Linked DNA regions of Homo sapiens: region 1 is linked to region 2. The links are chromatin contacts, found by Hi-C or POLR2A ChIA-PET in ENCODE. All regions are on one chromosome and are shown on one strand. Each heading gives the region's core, a stretch centred on a gene start or an enhancer-like site at or near the end of the contact. The rest is flanking DNA. Distances are from core to core; before and after follow the strand shown.

What was found. Hi-C counts contacts between places; a loop is a spot of excess contacts on that map. ChIA-PET counts read pairs that join two places held with the same protein, here RNA polymerase II (POLR2A). Pooled maps may share reads with other maps.
Region 1: a loop to region 2 is called in a map of CD4-positive, alpha-beta T cell, with 18 times the contacts of the local background. The contact joins the promoter of USPL1 here to the promoter of POLR1D in region 2. A Hi-C loop is called at or near these places in 4 of 168 maps with a recorded cell type or tissue (CD4-positive, alpha-beta T cell, CD8-positive, alpha-beta T cell and naive thymus-derived CD4-positive, alpha-beta T cell), 2 of 37 single-sample maps with no recorded cell type and 12 of 50 pooled maps. POLR2A ChIA-PET finds 5 or more read pairs at or near these places in 1 of 52 experiments (CD4-positive, alpha-beta T cell).

Annotation. Positions count from the first base shown.
Region 1 is chr13:30,616,620-30,619,362 of GRCh38, reverse strand. USPL1 (ubiquitin specific peptidase like 1) reads right to left here and starts at 1,443. Exons shown (of 9, transcript NM_005800.5): 1 at 1,307-1,443. It also overlaps a transcript of HMGB1 not described here. RefSeq lists enhancers at 1,366-1,415, 1,436-1,765, 1,816-1,955, 1,976-2,045.
Region 2 is chr13:27,620,642-27,623,141 of GRCh38, reverse strand. It overlaps POLR1D (RNA polymerase I and III subunit D), which reads right to left and starts at 1,250. Exons shown (of 2, transcript NM_015972.4): 1 at 1,133-1,250; 2 at 1-267. The coding sequence starts at 1,158. It also overlaps a transcript of LNX2 not described here. RefSeq lists silencers at 994-1,553, 2,174-2,500 and an enhancer at 1,857-2,500.

The DNA of each region.
Region 1 (2,743 bases), core at 194-2,693, 3.0 Mb before region 2:
AAACCAGATAGGTTGGTGGTTGAAATCCCGAATATATAGAATCCCCCAAAAGAAAATTCATTTAATACCAGAGGTTTATTTGTCCATATGAGGGACATAAAAAAAATACCAGAGGTGGGCTCCCCAGTTCTTCTTCCAAATACAATTCACTTTGACTTACATACAAAATCCCGGGGGGGATTTTACAACTTAATTTGACCCTAAGTAACTGCTCTTCCTCCCTTCAAAAACAATCTGCTCCTCCTTCCCATATCTCACTTAAATGTGGGCGTCTCCATCCTTCCAAACACACAGACTAGAAAGTCTTGAGTTGTTCCCTATTCTTTATTTCCCTCTTCGCACAGTAAGTCACCAAATTCTGTGGACAGTTCTTTGGAAAGGTCTCAAATCTCTACCTCTTTCCCTTCCATATCACTGTCAAAATGATGCCTCTACAAGTCTGAGCCTGTCAATGCTTAGTTTAAAATTCTCTATTTACTCTAGCCTGATTACAGCAAACTCCGTCCAAACAGCCCAATATAACCTAAAGGTAGTATTATGACCTAAAGCTCATTGTACTGTGAAACCAACCTAGCTTTCCAGTTCTGTCTTCCTCAACTCTACTTCACCCCCAGCATCTTTCTTCTAACATCCCCTTTTCATACTTCTGTGAACCACTTATACTCCAGAAGCCTTAATGTGAATTATTAGCCCAGCATGAACCCAGTTAGATAGCACAATGAACGTGTCAAGGTGGCCCTGGGAATCGCAAAAAGTATTCAATTAAACTTAATTCACACTCCTGTGTGCAAAATGGAGAAACCCAGGGAAACAGCTGTTCGAAGAGGGGGCCTTAAACCCACCCATTTGAGCTCGCCCTCCGAGAGCGAGTAGGCTCGGCACGTGAACTGTCAAAAGCGAGGCCACAACCGACCTGGAAGCCGAGGAACAGGGTCAGCTTTCTGCACCCAGCCCTGTCAGGTACCAAACCCAACTGTCTTGAATCAGAGACGAACAGGACCAAAGGAGGTGAGTTTCAACACCCAAACTAAGAAGCCGAAGGAGGCGCAGGGTCCGTTAACCCTGCCCATCTCCACGCTCCTTGGAAAACGAAAACAAACTCTGGTTTCTCTTCAGCGTTCACCTCTCTGCGCCCAAACGGATCTGTAAGTCCAACTCTATACCTTAATCATCAACCTTTCCCACTTGAACCCCGTCCCAGCCCAGCCCATCCTTTCAGCGCGCCGACTACCCCATAGGTCATCCCAGCTCTGTCTCTTTTCCCAATTTCGAGAGCGGAAAGAAACCCCTCCCTCTTCTCCCTTACCTGCCGCGGGCACTCCCCTTCTTGGTACCGGGTCGATCGGAACTCCTGTTCCAGCTTGATCTCCACCCTAGTTGCAACGTTCAACCCACGTTCCCCTCGGACTGCTCCTCCCCCACTCGCGTCTCCACTAGGAAGGCGGCTTCCGGCTTGAGTCCGCGGCAAAAGAGTCCTCCTTCCTGCTGCACGCTGGGCCTGAAAGGACGGTGGCGTGGCGGGGAAGGTGAAGACGTGAGCACTTCCGGTCGCCCTCCGCAGAGGCGTGGCTGTCCGCCCTGTGGCCGCAGACGCAGTTGCGACTGCGGCGACGAGGAGGGGCGGGGCCGGTGGCTGCTGAGCCCGCCATGTGTGAGTGGCTGGGTTTGGGGAGGCGACGTTTCTGGAAGCTGCTGGAAAGCGCCCGAGTGGCGGAGGTGGCGCCAGCGGCCAGGGGGTGGGGCGTGATTAAAACTAGTGCGCGGCTTTCTGCGGAGGGATTACGCTGACGAAAGAGACCTGCTTGCGCGTCGCTGTTCCGTGGTCCGCGCGAGCGTGGTCGGGAGCCGCTGGTTCCTGGGGTGACCCGCGGAGGTGGGAGAGGGAAGGGCTTCCGAAGCCGGCGGGGGTGCCATGGACCCTCTCCGCCGGCGCGGCCTTCACAGCTGGGCCGCGCCGGGCATCCGTAGTCCGCTCTCCCAAAGCCTCGGTGGAGCTGAAGCTGCCACAGAGTGCATGTTCACAAAGGGTCATCACACACGGAGCTGCCCCTCCCTGTCTCCCTAGAGCCCATCTTCGAGGCCAGGGGCTTTTCTACCAGGATTCTGGGGTGTTTCTCCTCCTTTCCTCCCTCCCAGATCTTCTCACGGTAAGGGGAGCAGCGAAAGCGCAGGGACTTTGCATTCCACGACCCGTTCTGACTAGTCAACAGCCGATCTGTCCCTGCTGCTCTAATTCCAGCTGCCCTGCCTTGTTTTAACTTCAGAGAAAGGGGGAGTTCTCATTTGATAAGTTTAAGCCTTTGCTTTCGTAGGAAGGTCATGTGGCTTAAGGGACATCGTGACCGCGTATGCTATTTCTGCCTGTGCATTCTAAATCTTGGGGGCAGCATATTCCAGAAGTCCTTTTGGTCGATTGGTTCTGTGTCCTAGGATAACAATTTGTAGTTTCTGACCATTTCTTTACAGAAAAACCACAATTGGTATTTTGGACTGCGGGGTTTTTTAGTGGTCTCAAACTAAATGATTATATTCTGGAATAATGCTGACAATTTGGATAGGGTGGTGTGGAGGAAACAAGTCTCGTGTAGAAGAAATTATTTAGTAAAAAGGATTTTAGTTTTTGGTACTTCTGAATGCAAATGGCCAAGGAATCCAGCAGTTTGTTGGGGTTTCTCCAGACAAAAATAGGCTGGTTAGTTTGTTTACCTTTTTCTGTTGCTTTACTAGATTGTTAATGTATTTG
Region 2 (2,500 bases), core at 1-2,500:
CTCTGAAATGGCTCAACAGCTGGAAGGGTACCTCGAGTCTGAATGCGTAAATTAATTTTGCTCTCTGAAGGATGGGTCGTAGTGTAACCACAAAATTCCACTTCCGGGTTCTTCATGATCATGTAACGTAGAGAATTTCCTAGGGTATGGTCTTCCTCGTGCAATACAAATGTCACACAGTGTCTATCTGTTCCAGCTGCCTGGACCATTTCCAGGGCTGTCTTCCTCTCGCCTTCAGCCATTGAGGTCTTCAATCCAGATATTTTTCTACACACATATTTTTTATAAAAATGAGATCATACTGAATATTGTTTTGTAACTAGCTTTTTCTCATTTACTATATCACATTGCAACACATTATTATTAATCTACTCCAGCTACACAGAATTATTCGCCTCTCATTTTCCTGCCTCCACAAACTCTATCAATAAATATTTAATTTATTGCCTCCAGTTTTTCCCTGCTCCATTTGACCATCCACACTGGCCACAAGGGGAGTTTTCTTAGAAAAACACAAACTTAAGTGTTTGCAAAAATATTTTTTGGTAGAGTCACAAGCAAGGGATAGGATTAGAATAGGACTGGTCCTGCTAGAGGATGAAGAGAGGGTTGAAAGGCATAGAAATCCCGATTGCTCTAGTATAAAAATAGAGGATACAGATGATCAATGTGCAGGCCCAACTACGGCTTCCATTTTGCAAGAGAAGGAAACTAGGAGAATGGAAGGTTCAGGAGTCAAGCAGCAGGGAGAAAAAGAGCTCAGCGCACAGAGTGGCTTTAGGAGCAGTCTGCACATAGAAAGAAGGTGAGCCGTAGTTACAGGGACAGAGGCACGAGTACCGTCCTCAGGAGCAGAGGCCCGGGGCGTGATTTTTACACACTGCTGTTGTAACGGGGGTGGGCAGTTCGGATACTTAACTCTGGTCTCCCAACTTGTCTTCCCTCCTTGATAGCTAGTGTACCTCTCAGCCTCTCAACTGAAACACATTCATGTCTCCTCCCCACTTCTCTCTCCATGCTTCTTCTCTGCGCCCCGAGTCAGGCCCCGGCTGCCAGGCCAGGCAGCGTGCCCCTCGGCCACCCGCTCCCCTTGGGCGCGGCCCGCTCCGCCCGCCTCCTCCTCGGCCGTTACCTCTCCAGCTCCTGATCCTCTTCCATCGCTGGGGCGGTTTCTGGATCCTCAGGTGGTGCTGGCGGATCGGGGGCTCTGTCCCATAGCGCGAGGCGCGGAGGCGAAGCAGGAAGCAAGGACCGACCGACGGAAGGCGCGGAGGACGGAAGGAGGGAGGAGGAGCCGCAGCGGCGCGGCAGGGCCCAGCCGCGGGGCGGGGCATGAGGCTCCACCCCCAGCCCCCGCCCCGACGCGGGGTGAGCGGTGGCTCGCGGCCCCGCGGCTCACCTGGGCGACCACGCGAGGCCACTCGCGGCGGGAGGGGCAGGGGGCGGGGCCAGCGCCGCCTTACCCCGAGGCCCAGACAGGCCTGCGGGCGCCCCGGCTCAACTCTGGTACCTTTCCCCAGGTGATGGCGAAGGGGCGCGGCCTTACCTGCCGCCCCCAAATCACTTCCCTTCCCAGTGGCAAGTCCGAAAGCGGCCCGACTTCCCAACTGGGGCGGTGTTGACCCAGGATGGCCCTTCCTGGGACCCCGGCCCTCCCGGGCCTTTTGTGGGACGACAGGCTTAAACTGTAGTCGGTCAACACACCTTGAAGAGGGAGGGGGGTCACGTGCGAGATGAGTCACCACAGAATACGAAGGTTGAAGGCGGTATTTGTTTCACCGGGGAGCTTGCAGTTGCATTTTCAACTGGGTCAAAATAGGGCAAGAAAGAAATGTCTCTTTTGGGGGAGTGAGAGTTTGGGAGAAAACTGTTTCCCACCTTATCCTTTCCGTCCTAGGATTCCTTCTACCCCCAGAGCGCGTCCTCTCCGGCTGTAGACTTCCTTTTCCCTTTCTCCCCAGTGGCTCCTCAAACCTCCTCACCTGCGGAACCCGCCCTCACCTTTGTTCCCAGGCGCCCAGCCCCCGCCTCGGCAACCTTTCGCCGCCCAGGCTCGCTCTCCATCCAGCTCCCTGCGTCCCGGCCTTCGCTGTGCTCCCTCAGGTGCGCTTCCTCTCGAATCGGCCCTTCTTGTCCCCTCGCCGCTGGCCCCGACCCTGCCCGACTCCAGCTGTCCAGCGCAACTACGTTTCTGCTTCCCTGCGCCACCTGTTCTCCTGGCCTCCCCCCACCCCGCCCCGCGATTCCTCTGGATGTTCACTCCTTCCCCAGCTGTGCCACTCTTGGCGGCGGCCGGGGGTGCGCGCAGACACCTAGCCAGCGGGGCTTCCGCAGGGGAATCAGGCGGGCGGCGGGGACAGCCCGGGGCGAGTGGGGGAGGCGGGCGGCGAGGGCGGAGTGGTCTCACTCTAACCCGGGAGTGACGGGTCCCTTCTGGCCCGCCTCCCGAGCTCTCGGATAGGTGGAGCCGCCCTCTGGTCCGCCCACCTCCCGCCCTGTG